Regions from separate parts of the Homo sapiens genome. Here region 2 is linked to region 1. The links are chromatin loops, found by intact Hi-C in ENCODE. Cell type or tissue: PC-9. All regions are shown on one strand. Each heading gives the region's core, and the rest is flanking DNA. Links, peaks and the distances in the headings are about the cores only.

Region 1 (7,437 bases), core at 1,218-6,217:
ATGTACTGTCCTCTTGCTGTCTGCAAGGGACGGTGTTAAAGGCTTTACATTCATTATCTAATTTTTTAATCAAATAGCTCTAGGAAGTGCTGTTATTATTAACTAGTTCCCTTTCTCTGATGAGAAAACACAGGTTCAGGGAACTTCAAACCTGGCTCAAGGTCACCCAGAAATAGTACAGTCAGGGTTCCAACCCCAGCAGTTTGACTCTGGGGTCAGAATTTGAGCCTAGGCTTATTTGACCTGAGCGTCCAGTATATAGCTGTCCTGAGGGAATATACTATAATATAAGGAAAAGGATGCTACATAATTTCTTATTTTTGGATAAGGTTGCTTTGTGCTTGTCCACCTTTCCATTCCTGGAGCTGAGAATGTGTATAATCCAACCCCAGAGAGGCCAGAGGAAGCCTGTTTGGGTGAATAATGATTTTAGGAGTGCTCAGCCCAGATTTGCCTGAGCCTTGAGGAAAATCTCATTCCCAAAGACACTTCCAGATCAAAGCTGAGGAGAATTGGGGTTGAGGGTGATGGAGCATTTGTTTCTAATAATATAGATTGAAAAGGGGAAGAAAACAGAGATTAAAAAATAGGAAGGCAGAGTTTTGAGAGGATATGCTTGGATAGGGATAGAGTCTGGCCACCCAAATCTTACGTTGAACTGTAATCCAAATTGTAATCCCCACGTGTTGGGGGAGGAAACTTGTGGGAGGTGATTAGACCATGGGGGCTGTTCCTCATGTTGTTCTCATGATAGTGAGTGAGTTCTCACAAGATCTGATGGTTTTATAAGAGGCTTTACCTTGCTTTGCTCTGCACTTCTCTCTCATGCTGCCATGTGAAGAAGGACATGTTTGCTTCCCGTTCCACCATGACTGTAAGTTTCTTGAGGCCTCCCTGGCCATGCAGAGAACTGTGAGTCAATTAAACCTCTTTCCTTTATAAATTACCGAGTCTCAGGTATTTCTTCATAGCAGCATAAGAATGGACTAATACAGATAGTCCATCCATTCTTTCTAATTATTATACAACCAGAAAAAGTTCTTGAATGAAAGAAAAGATTAGTATATGCCAATTTAGAAAAAAGGAGGGAAGAAATAATCTCTTTAGGCAAACACTTTGAATTCAACCTCATAGTAAAATGTGTTATCAACTTTCTTGATATCTAGAGCTTAAATTTTTTAAAATAATTATTTTTCCTTAGTACATATAGAATGCATTTTATTGCCAATGATACAGATAAGCAAGGAGAAGATAAATACTTTTCATGATCCTATAACCTTGAAATAATTATAGTTAACATTTTGATGTAAAATCTTCAATGTTTTTGCTTTTTAATAATGTACATGTGAGGCCAGGTGCAGTGGCTCACAGCTGTAATCCTAGCACTTTGGGACACTGAGGTGGGCAGAGGGCATGAGCTCAGGAGTTTGACACCAGCCTGGGAAACATGGTGAAACCCTGTCTTTACCAAAAAGTATACAAAAAATTAGCCAGGCGCGGTGGCACATGCCTGTGGTTTCAGCTACTTGGGAGGCTGAAGCGGGAAGATTGCTTGAGCCTGGGAGGTGGAGTTTGCAGTGAGCCGAGATAGCACCACTACACTCTAACCTGGGTGACAGAGTGAGACCCCATCTCACAAAAAAAGTGTGTGTTTACAAAAAAAATGAGATAAAAGTGTATTTTAATATATTAAAACCATATTCCTAACACATTATATATTTTAGATATAATAATTTACCATATGGGGTACAGTAACCAAAGTTTTTGAATGGATAAGTGAAGAGATTTCTTTCTTTATGATAACTGACCATAGGAAAGCTCAGATATTCAGAATTATTAAATACTGTGAAGAATTGACAAATCTAACACGTTTTCAACCAAAAAATGATGAGCAGTCACGTAAAACAAAAGAAAGCAGAAGTTAATGAAAGAACAAAAAGTGGTTGAGGCATGGTTTGGGAGGTGTCATAGCAGGTGGCAGCAGCTCTCTTTTGGAAAGTGGATTATTCTTAATTGGCTTGTATTTTTTTGCGATCTTATATTGGTGCTTCGTGGTCCTGGAGACTAGTAGGGCTCTGATCGCCATGTGATTTTAAGCTTGTCAATATCATCACACACACAAAATTTCTGAGTTTTCTGACTGTAAGAAAGATAATGTCTTAAGCCTAGAATTTCTGTTCAGTCCCCTGAGACATTCATCCCTATTCAGCAAATATTTGTGTAAATTTTCTCTGTATTAGGCATTGTGAAGAATATAAAATAAGTATTAGAAAATAATAGTTACTACAAATATCTTACTAATTTACAGTGACAACAAAACACACACATGAAACATTAAACAAAAGAACCGACTGGATACGGTGGCTCATGCCTGTAATCCCAGCACTTTGGGAGGCCAAGGCGGGTGGATCACCTGTGGTCAGGAGTTTGAGACCAGCCTGGGCAACATGTTGAAACCCTGTCTCTACAAAATGTATTAAAATTAGCTGGGTGTGATGGCGTGCACTTGTGGTCCCAGCTACATGGGAGGCTGAGGATGGAGGATCCCTTGAACCCAGGAAGAGGAGATTGTGCCACTGCACACCAACCTGGGTGACAGAGTGAAACCCTATCTCCAAAAAGAACAACAACAACAAAAGACCCAAAGTGACATGTGATTGTCATGGTAAACAGTGTAGAGAATAAGTATGCTAAAAGTTAGAGAGAGCATGATCCAGGAGCCTGTAATGGTGGAGAAAAAAGTTGAATAATAACTTCTGTTCTGTTGAGAAAAAAAGGGCAAAGTTTCAGGTTGGGGGAGAAGAGAGGGATGACCATGAAAGTCAGTAGGAAAATGCAGGCTCAGAGCTCTCCCCTGGCGCCATCTGTGATGGTAGTTGGTATTCGTGCTCCGGCATATTGAGCACTCCTATACCGGGAAGAATCCTGGACCACAGGAGGGAAGATCTTTATGCTGCCAGTTGCTAAACCTGTGAACATGGGGTTGTTTTCTTCATGTCTTAGTTTCTCCATTTGTGAAACGGGGAGCCTCATATCTTTACATGCCCCAAAGTCACTGGGGTTTCTATAAGATAATGTGTGTGAATGAGATTTTTCAGTTGAAAAACAGGATGTAAGTATCTTTGGTGATAATGATTTACTGGATATACAGATGGAAGAAAAGCACAAAACCAGGACATGAAAGGACAGTGAAGTAGTCATGATATGGCTCCGACGAGTGGAGGAACACCAGGGATCTTGACTCATGTGAATTAGATAAAACGACACGGACACACGTGGAGTGGTTTTAAGGAGCAGATGATTTAATAGGCAAGAGAAAAGGGAGAAGAAAGAAAGAAGCAGTTCCCCTGTACACAGACAGAGGGAGAGGTGCTCCAAAACTGAGAGAGGAGACTCGGAGTGTGGTGGATACCAGCCAGTTTTATGAGGAGGCTAGAGGAGGAGGTGTCTGATTTGCATAGGGCTCAGGGGATTGGTTTGACTAGGCATGTCATTCACGTAGCCTGCACAAAAACTGGCCCTCCCACCTTAGTCTTTTAATATGCAAATGCAGGGCGCCTTGATGTTCTACACACGTGGGGATATGTGAGGTCGGCCATGCTGCCAGGCACACCACGGGGCAAGGGCAAGAGGACATGTGGGAATCTCCATGTTGGGTGGACCCAGTTTCTAATGGCCTGCATTTGCATATCAAAGGTTGCCAGCCCAGTTCTAAGAGCCGGGCTTTCCTGTTAGACAAGAAACGTTTCTGGAGCTGCTTTAAAAGGGACGAAAACTTTCCAAGGACCTCTTTTCCTCTCTATCTGCCTAAAATAATTTCTCAACAACACCTACAGCAGTCACAGCACACCTGGGTCAATGTGAGTAATTTTAGAGACAGAGTGAGTGCATAATTGGGTCAGATTGGCGGAGGAAAGAAGGCTGGTTGATAGGTTGAGGCCACTGAGACTTCTCTGATCAACATGGAGAAATGGTGGGAAGTGAGGCGACTTGGGGAGGAAAAGCTTTCCCAGGGAAGTGGAGCATTTTGGAAGTTTGATGATAGGGAGAGTTTTCATACACTTGTATTGCACCTAATAAAATGGCACTTTCCTGAGTTTTGTAGGCAAAGCATGATGTTAAATCTTTTAACATCTTCTTTCCACTAATTGAATAGGAGGAAAAGGAAATTTCTTCTTTTTCTTCTTATTTCACTTATTTCCCTTTTGTAGCCCTAGAAGCACATGACATAATGCTCAACAAAAAGATGCAGTGGCTTTGAGAAAATATTATGATAACCGAAATGAGTGACTGAGGGAAAGGGCTCAATGAATTGAGGCTTATTAGGCCAGCTTTAGGGCGTTTCTGGGAAAAACTCGAGCCACAGACACACCTGTGGCTGTTTTCTCTATCTCTCTCTCTCTTTTATAGCGTCTGGCTCTTTTGCCGAGGCTGGAGTGCAGTGGTGGTATCTCAGCTCACTGCAGCCTTCAGCTCCTGGGCTCAAGTGATCCTCCTGCCTCAGCCTCCTGAGTAGCTGGGACTACAGGCCCATGTGACCAAGCCTTACTAGTTTTCTTGTGTATTTTCTGTAGAGACAGGGTCTTGCCGTATGCCCAGGCTGGTCTTAAACTCCTGGACTCAGGTGATCCACTGGCCTCAGCCTCCCAAAGTGCTGGGATTACAGGCATAAGCCACCATACTCAGCCTTGCAGCTGTTTTTCTGAAGAGATATTTAGGAGGTTTAGTATTTACACATTTCCTTAAACGGGGAAGGAGGCTAGACGCAGTGGCTCATGCCCGTAATCCTAGTACTTTCAGAGGCTGAGGCAGGAGGATCACTTGAGACCAGGAGTTTGAGACCAGCCTGAGTAACAGCAAAATCCAGCCTTGCCTGCCTCCCCCTCCTCAGCCCCTCACCCTGCCACTGTTTCTACAAAAATTGAAAAAAATTGCCAGGTGTGGTGGTGCATGCCTGTGATCCCAGCTACTCAGGAGGCTGAGGTGGGAGGATCACTTGAGTCGCAAAAGTCAAGGCTGTAGTGAGCTATGATCATGCCACTGCTCTCCATCCTGAAAAGGGGGAAGGCATGTAGGGAGAGGGGTGAGTAGGTAGTAAGAGGAATGGTTACATTCTTGTGAGACTTTAGTCAATGCCCAGAAATCTACATTTTACATAAGACAAGGTGAATAATAAAATTTAAAAAAGGGAGTAAAGGAAGACTCAGTTATGCAGAGGTCTTTGGGTAAGTGGAGGTATGATTGATCTTGTCTTTGTTCTGTACCTGGGAAAATAAGCTTGTAATGACGTTATTGGTGTGGAATCAAACAGACTTCAGGTTTAGGAGCTAGACTTAGACTGCAGACCTAAAGTGTAATTGGCATGTCCATGCTTATGGGAGGCCAGCAAAGAATTTACTTCAAATGATCTGTGGGAGCAGTCTCGGGAGACGCCTGAGGCCTTTTGCCTTTCTATGGGAGTCTGGGTAATGCATGCCAGTAACGGCTATTCATTTGGAAAAGGATGTTGCATGACTCAACCTCTATGCTTAACCTCTTTGACATAAGGGGTTTGGGAGTCCTGAGATACTTAAATTTTCCTTTACGTTATCAATCCAAGTGGGTAGCAGCTGAAGCTCAGGCAGCAGTTCAAGGCTTACACATCACACTCTTCTTTTTAGGTGAAGGCATACAGACATTATAAATTATTAAGGTTTAATATAATCAACTCAGAATGATGGTAATGATAAAACACATCCACACAATCTGTAAAGGTTCATTCCAACTTTAGTGTTTGTGTAATTTCTTCCCTAATCATTTAATAGATTTCACAATTAGTTTTATCTTTCCTTACGCATTGAACCTTCCAGTGGACACAGGAAAAAGAGCCAAAAGGAGGAAGAAAGATGAAAAAGGAGGAAGCTTGGGAAATTCACACACTCTATTAAAAGATCCGGAACTGATTTAGCCTGGCAAACTTCCTGCGTGTTTTGTTCATTGCACTCTATTCAGACCCCTCTCAAAGGTTCCATTTTGGTCAAATCTAGGATCTTTCTCATGCTAATCTTTCTGGATTCAGCATTCCTTTCAATATCAATCATAACCTCCATCCCCAAATGATCCCTTCTGTAGGCTTCAAGCCCCAAGGGCTTTCAGCCTCTTCCACCCTGGCGACTTGTACTCCATCTCTCTTGAATTTTTTCTTTTAACTATGGACTCTTATTTGATTTAGTTCTTGGCACCCTGTGTTGCTGTCCCTAGTGTGAAAGGAAAATATCTTGAGCCCCCAAAATCACTAAGCTAAGAGGAAAACTCAAGCTGGAAACTGCTTAGGGCAAACCTGTCTCCCAGTCTATTCAAAGTTATTCCTTTGCTCACTGTGATAAATGCATATCTGATGGCCTCCTTTGGAAAGGCTGATCAGCAACTCAGAAGAATGCAACAGCTTGTCTCTCACCTATCTGTGACCTGGAAGCCCCCTCTCCACTTTGAGCCTTCCTGCCTTTGCTTCAAGTTGTTCTGCCTTTTGGACCTAACCAATGTACTTCTTACATATATATACACTTTGTATATATGATATATAAATATAATATGTGTACATACACACACACACACATATATATACACACATATATATATTTCTTTTTTTTTTTTTGAGACGGAGTTTTGCTCTTGTTGCCCAGGCTGAGTGCAATGGCATGATCTTTGCTCACCGCAACCTCTGCCTCCTGGGTTCAAGCGATTCTCCTGCCTCACCCTCTTGAGTAGCTGGGATTACAGGTATGTGCCACCACGCCTGGCTAATTTTGTGTTTTTAGTAGAGACAGGGTTTCTCCATGTTGATCAGGCTGATCTCGAACTCCCAACCTCAGGTAATCCGCCCACCTCGGCCTCCCAAAGTGCTGGGATTACAGGCGTGAGTCACCGCGCCTGGCCCTTCTTACATATTTTAATTGATGTCTCATGTCTCTCTAAAATGTATAAAACTGGCTGGGCGCAGTGGCTCATGCCTGTAATCCCAGCACTTTGGGAGGGCTGAGGTGGGCAGATCACCTGAGTTTAGGAGTTTGAGACTAGCCTGGCCAACATGGCAAAACCTGTCTCTACTAAAAACACAAAAATTAACTGGGCATTGGTGGTGCACGCCTGTAATCCCAGCTACTAGGGAGGTTGGGGCGGGAGAATTGCTTGAACCGGGGAGGCAGAGGTTGCAGTGAGCCGAGATCACACCACTGCACTCCAGCCTGGGCGACAGAGCAAGACTCCGTCTCAAAAATAATAATAATAATAATAAATTAAAAAATAAAATCTATAAAACCAAGCTGTGCCCTGACCACCTTGGGCACATGTCGTCAAGACTTCCTAAGGCTGTGTCACGGGCGCGCATCCTCAACCTTGGCAAAATAACCTTTCTAAATTAACTGAGACCCGCCTCAAATTTTCGGGGTTCACTCTAGA
Region 2 (7,437 bases), core at 1,224-6,223, 54 kb after region 1:
TTATTCAGACATTTTAAATGGCTCTAATTGCTCTTTTGCTTTGAAGTGAGATATTCAGATCACTGAATGTTAGAGAAATGGTGCATGGATGAAGCAGTAAATGGATCTTGATCTGTTATCTTAGCTTGAGGCTTAGTAAAGTGGTTTTTGTCAGTGGACAATTGCAGCCTATTTTCTTGAAGATCTTTCTATACTGAAAGTGATTGAGATGGTACATCTGAGTCTGATGCCACCCAGATAAGCATCTGCAGTTGCGCTGACCTGGACTTGGGTTGTATTGCTTTTTAGATTTCAGTATCACTCTAAACCTTGTCTGGCTTTTGCCAGCTTCAGTACCCTTGACCTATAGGTTGGGAAACCTGTTTGTTTCTCTTTCTGGCTGGAATGTCTATTTAGAGATTCATGTTATAAGTTGTGACTCAAGTTACATACACCGATTCCCAAACTTTTCTTGACTTGATTCTTAACTAAACAGCACTGCGATTGTGAGGCCCCCACGGCAAAAAGTAAATAAGAAAAACTACCTAATTTAATATGCTGGAAAGTTTTTGTAAACATACAGATGACTCCTTCAGGAAATACTGTTTTCATTGCTTTGGAATGTAGGAGGAAGTGACATAAGATCTTGTTCTGGGGAGAAAGAAAGAGCTGGTATATCATTAGTTGCACCAAAGCAAAGGCAAAAACATGAAGAAAAGCCAATCACTTTGAGTGTTAGCTTACTCAATACAGCTAATACTCATTTATTTTAACATATCGCCCACTTTTAAGTTAATACCCATTTTTTCCACTGTTTCTGGTTTAACTCTTATAATTTGAAATAATTATGGTTGAAAAAATGTTTAGATAAATCATGATACCTCACTACCTTGTAGTTTAACACAACAAAATAAGAACTGTAAGGCAAAGAGTTTGGACAACAGGGAGTACAGGTTACAAAAGAGAAAAAGGGATCTAGATTTATTTGACCTGAAAATAGAGTTTCTTACTCTAGGGTGATTTTTACGGTAATTCTATACTTAAATTTTGGCCACTGAGCTAGACTTGCTGGTTGTATGAACTTGGATAAAATTCTATTCAAAAGAGGAAAGATGACCAAAATAAAAAACCTACCTCATGCGATTGTAGCGCAAATTTCATAAATTAATCCATATCAAAGCATTTTGTAAATTGCAAACTGTGACACTAAATTTAGTTTATATGAGGCAATCACTAAGTGTTACTAAGTGATTGAAAGAAAATATTAATCCAACCTGTTATGTGGTTTTCCTAATGTATACAAAGAAGGAAAGCATTCCAACCTGTGAGTACCTCTGCCAAAAATGTTTAACTTAGTTGTGAAGGAACAGTCAGTCAAATCCATATTGAGGGGTGTTAGGCAAAGCAACTGGCCTGGACTCTACAAAAACATGTCCTGAAAGGTAAAAGGAGACCGTAGACATGCCTTGGTGATCCCTGATTAAATCCAGGATTTAAAATAAAATATAACAAATCTTCCACACTGAAACAGACATCAGTGATACAATTGGAACATTTGGACTGTATAGTGATTGCATTTTGTCAATTTAAAATTTCCTGAGTGTGGCCAGGCGCGATGGCTCAAGCCTGTAATCCCAGCACTTTGGGAGGCCGAGGCGGGTGGATCACGAGGTCAGGAGATCCAGACCACCCTGGCTAACACGGTGAAACCCCGTCTCTACTAAAAACACAAAAATTAGCCGGGCGTGGTGGTGGGCACCTGTAGTCCCAGCTACTTGGGAGGCTGAGGCAGGAGAATGGCGTGAACCCAGGAGGCGGAGCTTGCAGTGAGCCGAGATTGTGCCACGGCTCTCCAGCCTGGACGAGAGTGCGAGACTCCATCTCAAAAAAAAAAAAAAAAAAAAAACCTTTCCTGAGTGTGATCATTATTAATAACTATAGTGGGATCATTGCTCTTAGGAGGTACATGCTGAAGTATATAGGGGTGAACCATCTTTATGTCTACAAGTGACTCAAATGGTTCAGCAAAATATTTAGATATGCAGAGAGATAAAGCAAATGTGGAAAAGTGTCATAATTTGGGAATCAAGGTGAAGGCCATCTAGGTGTTCATTGCTACCTATTCCTACAAGCTTTCTATAGTTTTAAACATTTTCAAAATAAAATTTTGGAAAAAAAATTTAAAAAGAAAAAAATCCAAGTACTCAAGTAGATTGAGTTATTAAAATACAGATCTTGAAATATGTCCTTTGCAGAACATGTTTTCCTACAATTTTATTTTTCTGTGAGATGCAAATATATAGATTTTAAAAAATAAAAATCTGTGTTTTTATAAATGTATGCTTTTAGGCAATGAATAGAATTATTGTTACTAATTTGAAATATATTCCCACTGGGCTGGGTGCAGTGGCTCATGCCTGTAATCCCAGCACTTTGGGAGGCCGAGACGGGTGGATCACGAGGTCAGGAGTTCAAGACCAGCCTGACCAACATGGCAAAACCCTGTCTCTACTAAAAATACAAAAATTAGCCAGGCGTGGTGGCAGGTGCCTGTAATCCCAGCTACTCAGGAGGCTGGGGCAGGAGAATCACTTGAACCTGGGAGGCGGAGGTTGCAGTGAGCTGAGATTGTGTGTGCCACTGCATTCCAGCCTGGGCCACAGAGTGAGACTCTGTCTCAAAAAAAAAAAAAAGGCAATATATTCCTACTGGAAAAATTCCAGGAAAATAGATAGAAGTTCTCAATCTATGTGCACATCTTTCGTGGTATTTAAAAGTGAAGTAAAAATGTATCATGGGGTGTGTTCAAAAGGATAAAACATTATTTTTACTGTCCTCTTTAGAAAAAATTAAATGTTGAGGATCTCAGTTTAATGATTTTTTGATAATTTGCTACCCAGATCTTCTTTCCTATGAGAGAAAACTTTTGTTTTCATATTTTGAGAGAGACAGTGGGAAGTTATTGTTAGCAGAGGTGAATCTGTGCAGGTCTGCACCAACTTGATTCTTGCCTCCTCGAAGGAAAGAATTCAATTGAGGGGCATGACTTAGAGTGAGAGACTGAGGCAAGTTTTTGAGGAGTGAGAGCTTATTAAAAAGTTTTAGAGCAAGAACAAAAGGAAGTAAAGTACACTTGGAAAAGTGCCAAGCGGACAACTTGAGAGATCCAAGTACCCTGTTTGATCTTTGACTTGGGGTTTTATACATCAGCATGGTACAGGGGTTTCTGTCTCTCCTACCCTGATTCTTCCCTTGGGGTGGGCTTTCCGCATGTGCAATGGCCTGCCAGACGTTGGGAGGGGAGCATGCTCAGTGTGTTTGCTGAAGTTGCATGCATGCTCACTTGAGGCATTTTTCCCTTACCAGTCGAGTGTTCCCAGAGGGAGGTCATATGCTAAACTCTGCCATTTTGCCCTTTAGTACACATACTTGGGCCCATTCGCCATCTCCTGAGATCTTATCAGGAAGCTGCTGATCACCAGCTTCAAGTGTTACTTATCTAATGGGAGACTGCCTGTCCCTGGCACCAGCTGCCACCAATTATTATTTTAGAGAGCCAGTTTAACAACTACCTGACCATCCCCTGGTGGTTTAACATTGCCTGACATTCCTGGGTGGTGGTGGTGGTGGGACTTTCCTGAACTGTTTGTGTTTGCCTAGCTGTCTACCCTAACATTATCACGATGATCAACTTACTGTTCTGTTGCTTATTCTTGGGGTTGATGTGGTGGGATTCTGATTTTAACCCAGGTGATTGAGTCCAGGCAGAAATCTCATGACTCACTTTTTTTTCCTCTCTCTCTCTTTTTTTTTTTTTTTTTTCCATAAAGGTCAAAGGCAACAGAACTGGACCAAGAAAATTCATAACTTTTTGGTATGTAATTGAAAATTCTTTGCAACGAATTCTTTCTCTTTAGTGATATTTATGACTTGAAAAGCTTGAGTTTCACTTTGTTATTCTAGTTTGTGAATCAAATTAGTGTAGCCTAGGTATGTTTATCCCTAGTCTAGGATTTATGCAGAGGGAAGTTGATAGCATTACTGACTATCTTTGGTCCTCCGAAGATTATTTTTCAGTGGGAGAATTAAGTAATTTATTTATTTATTTATTTATGGGTTGATTTTTTTTTTGCTTCTCTAAGAGTAAGGAATATACCACGACTATCAAAGTACTTTATAACTATAATTATGTGAAGAGTCTATTTTACAAGCAATTGCATGTTTAGATGCCCAAGTATAAACTGAATGCTCTAGAAATGGAGTACTTACTGATTTAAATTTACTAATAATAACAATTAAATATTTATATTTAATAATTATAGTAGAAGAGTAAAACAATCTGAAGATGTCCCCACCTCTAAAGTTTATAAGTTTACTCCTAATGATCTAGGAAAGACTGGAGTTGAATACCTGTGTAATTCTTCTCATTATTACTCTGATTTTCTATTATAAAATGATTTTAAAAGAATTATATGTCTTAGCTCCTCACTGAGGTATACATCTTTTATTTGGTTTAACTCTTGTTTGTTTGTTTGTTTTTGAGACAGTGTCTCACTTTGTCCCCCAGACTGGAGTGTAGTGGCATGATCGTGGCTCACTGCAGCCTTGACCTCCCAGGCTCAGGTGATTCTCTCACCTCAGCCTCCCAAGTATGCCACCATGCCCAGCTAATTTTTAAAATTTTTTGTAAAGAGGGGGTCTCGTTATGTTGCCCAAGCTGATCTCTCACTCCTGGCCTCAAGTGATCTTCTTGCCTCGGCCTCCCAAAGAACTAGGATTATAGGCGTGAGCCATTGTACTAAGCCTTAATTCATTTTTTTCCAAAGATGAAACACAACTTTAAACTTGCTGGGGAATTCAAAGGAAGCATTCTTTTTACAGTTTTTTTTTTTTTTTTTTTTTTTTTTTTTGTTTTTTTTGTTTTTTAGACAGAGTCTTGCTCTGTCTCCAGGCTGGAGTGCGGTGGCACGATCTCGGCTCACTGCAACCTCGGTCTCCTGGGTTCAAGCGATTCCCCTGCCTCAGGCTCCCTGGTAGCTCGGACTACAAGCGCCTGCCGCCACACCGGGTTAATTTTTTGTAGTTTTAGTAGAGAAGGGGTTTCACCATGTTGGCCAGGATGGTCTCGATCTCCTGACCTCGTGATCTGCCCGCCTCGGCCTCCCAAAGTGCTGGGATTACAGGCGTGAGCCACCGCGCCCGGCCGCCCACAGTTATCTATTAAGGACACATCTTTCTGTGACTGTATAGATATAACTGAAATCCTGGTAATTTTTCAGAAAGTATTAGCGTATTAACTTAAATGCTATTATTTTCTATGACCCAGACAATAATCACTATTGTCCTCAGTATGTAGTTTCTACCATTTCCAATTATGTTACAACTGTCTTTGAAACACTGTTAGTCATAACTCATTAGTCACCATTGTGCTTTTTGGTGACCATTGCCCTTCTCTTTCTTTTTCTGTAGTTATTAAAACCCGTTGTCCTGGTTGTCCAACTCATGGACATACAAATTAGCTTTGGTGCATACCTTAGCTGTATAGACGTCTTCTAAGACATAAATTCTATTGTTTCAACATGTATATAAAAGATACGCATTTACTGATGAGTCAGGCAGTAAGATGTCTGCATTGTCTTCTGCAGTAAAGAATGCTTTATTTACCATAAAATTTGATGTTTTGTTGAGGAATTTTAAGTGATGCTTTTTATATTCATATTTTTCATTGATGATATGCAGAACTGGTTACCCTAAGGTATTGACAAAAGTGGGTGATTTTACTATCTTCAAAAGTTGTCAAGTATGTTTTCTAGTATAACACTTCTGGCTCTCAGATTAGGGACCTCCCCATCACAGTGGGCATCTAGTAAGAGCATGGCTTGTTATAAGAAGCTGTGTTTGTTGGAAGACTGAATTCGATGAACTTTATAGTCTCTTGTAATAAAATAAGAGATAGCACAATGGTACAAAGGGGAGGCTCTGAGCTCAGAGGGCTGGGGTTTGAATCTTATCTCTGACACAAATACACACCAATCTGTATGACCTTGGGCAAACTGCTTAACCTTTATGCACTTCGCTTTCCTCATCTGTTAAATGGAGACAGTAATAGCACCCATAGCTGGTGTAAGGATTTAATGAGTTAATATGAATATAGCTCTTAGAACAATATCTGGTGCATTGTTAAGCACTTAATAAATATTAGTTATGATGGTGTATTAGTCCATTCCCACACTGCTATAAAGAACTACCTGAGACTGAGAAATTTATAAAGAAAGGAGGTTTAATTGGCCCATAGTTCCACAGGCTGTACAGGAAGCATGGCTGGAGAGGTGTCAGGAAACTTACAGTCATGGTGGAAGGTGAAGGGGAAATAGGCACAATCTTCACATAGCAGAGCAAGAGAGAGAGAGAGAGAGAGAGAGAGAGGGAGAGAAGGGCAAAGTGCTACACACTTTTAATATTTTATTTATTTTTATTTTTTAATTTTAAAAAAAAGAAAGGGGGCTTTGCTATGTTGCCCAGACTGACCTCAAACTCCTGAGCTCGAGCAATCTGTTATACACTTTTAAACAACCAGATTTCTTGAGAACTCACTCACTGTCATGAGAACAAGGGGAAATCCACCCCCGTGATCCAGTCACCTCCCACCAGGCCCCTCCTTCAACACTGAAGATCATAATTCAACATGAGATTTGGGTGGGGACACGGGGCCAAACAATATCACGTGGTGATGAATGATCTTGTCATCGGCCCTGGCCTTTATTCCCAGCAACTTGTTTTTTCAGATGTCCTTGTGTACTGCCTCGGTTCCACCTGATGCTAACATGAAGGCAAAGTTCAGACTCTTCACCGCTTTCTACTGAAACTGACATTGTGGTGTCATTTCTTCCATCACACTGCTCTCCCCATTCCCCATTTTACAGCCTCCACCTCTCTTCTTCCCCTCCCTGCCTCATTGCAGGTCTTTCTACACACATCCAAACACTGCTGGATTTCAGATTTTATGACAAAGGGGCTTATTATGATATTTTTCTAGCAAAGTCAAATGTTTACATAAGAGAAAGTCTTGAACCAGCTACTAAGATAATAAAATGTCCTCCATCTTGATGCAAAAGCATGTTAACAATTTTCGTCTTTTACTCCTGTCATTAAGCAATACTAAAGGAATCTTGTTTATCTAGTCACTCTAATATGTTATAGACATAGTTCTTTTTAAAAAGTTTTTATTTTACTTTAAGTTCTGGGATACACGTGCAGAACATGCAGGTTTGTTACATAGGTATACATGTTCCATGGTGGTTTGCTGCATCTATCAACCCGTCATCTAGGTTTTAAGCCCCACATGCATTAGGTATTTGTCCTAATGCTCTCCCTCCCCTTGCCACCCCCCACCCCCAGACAGGCCCTGGTGTGTGACAGACATAGTTCTTGGTTCAAGGGTGTGTAGTGGGAGCAAAC

The links. A loop is a pair of places that touch in the nucleus more often than their neighbours do. Peaks named below come from ENCODE experiments on the same cell type or tissue, not always from the same donor. Only the 100,000 strongest peaks of a DNase experiment are listed, where the experiment ranks them.
Region 2: a loop joins it to region 1, with 3 times the contacts of the local background. A loop is called at or near these places in 9 of 110 quality-filtered maps.

Annotation. Positions count from the first base shown.
Region 1 is chr6:154,340,082-154,347,518 of GRCh38, reverse strand. All of the region lies in intron 1 of IPCEF1 (interaction protein for cytohesin exchange factors 1), which reads left to right. Among named protein-coding and RNA genes, the nearest start is that of IPCEF1, 13 kb to the left of the region's middle. RefSeq lists an enhancer at 4,287-5,219. In PC-9, for the core only: a CTCF peak has its summit at 3,339; a DNase peak (open chromatin) is centred at 3,538; H3K4me3 peaks cover 1,143 bases; H3K27ac peaks cover 620 bases.
Region 2 is chr6:154,286,129-154,293,565 of GRCh38, reverse strand. IPCEF1 (interaction protein for cytohesin exchange factors 1) reads left to right here. Exons shown (of 12, transcript NM_001130700.2): 2 at 3,810-3,853. Among named protein-coding and RNA genes, the nearest start is that of IPCEF1, 67 kb to the left of the region's middle. In PC-9, for the core only: a CTCF peak has its summit at 3,555; DNase peaks (open chromatin) are centred at 1,295 and 3,515; H3K27ac peaks cover 1,694 bases.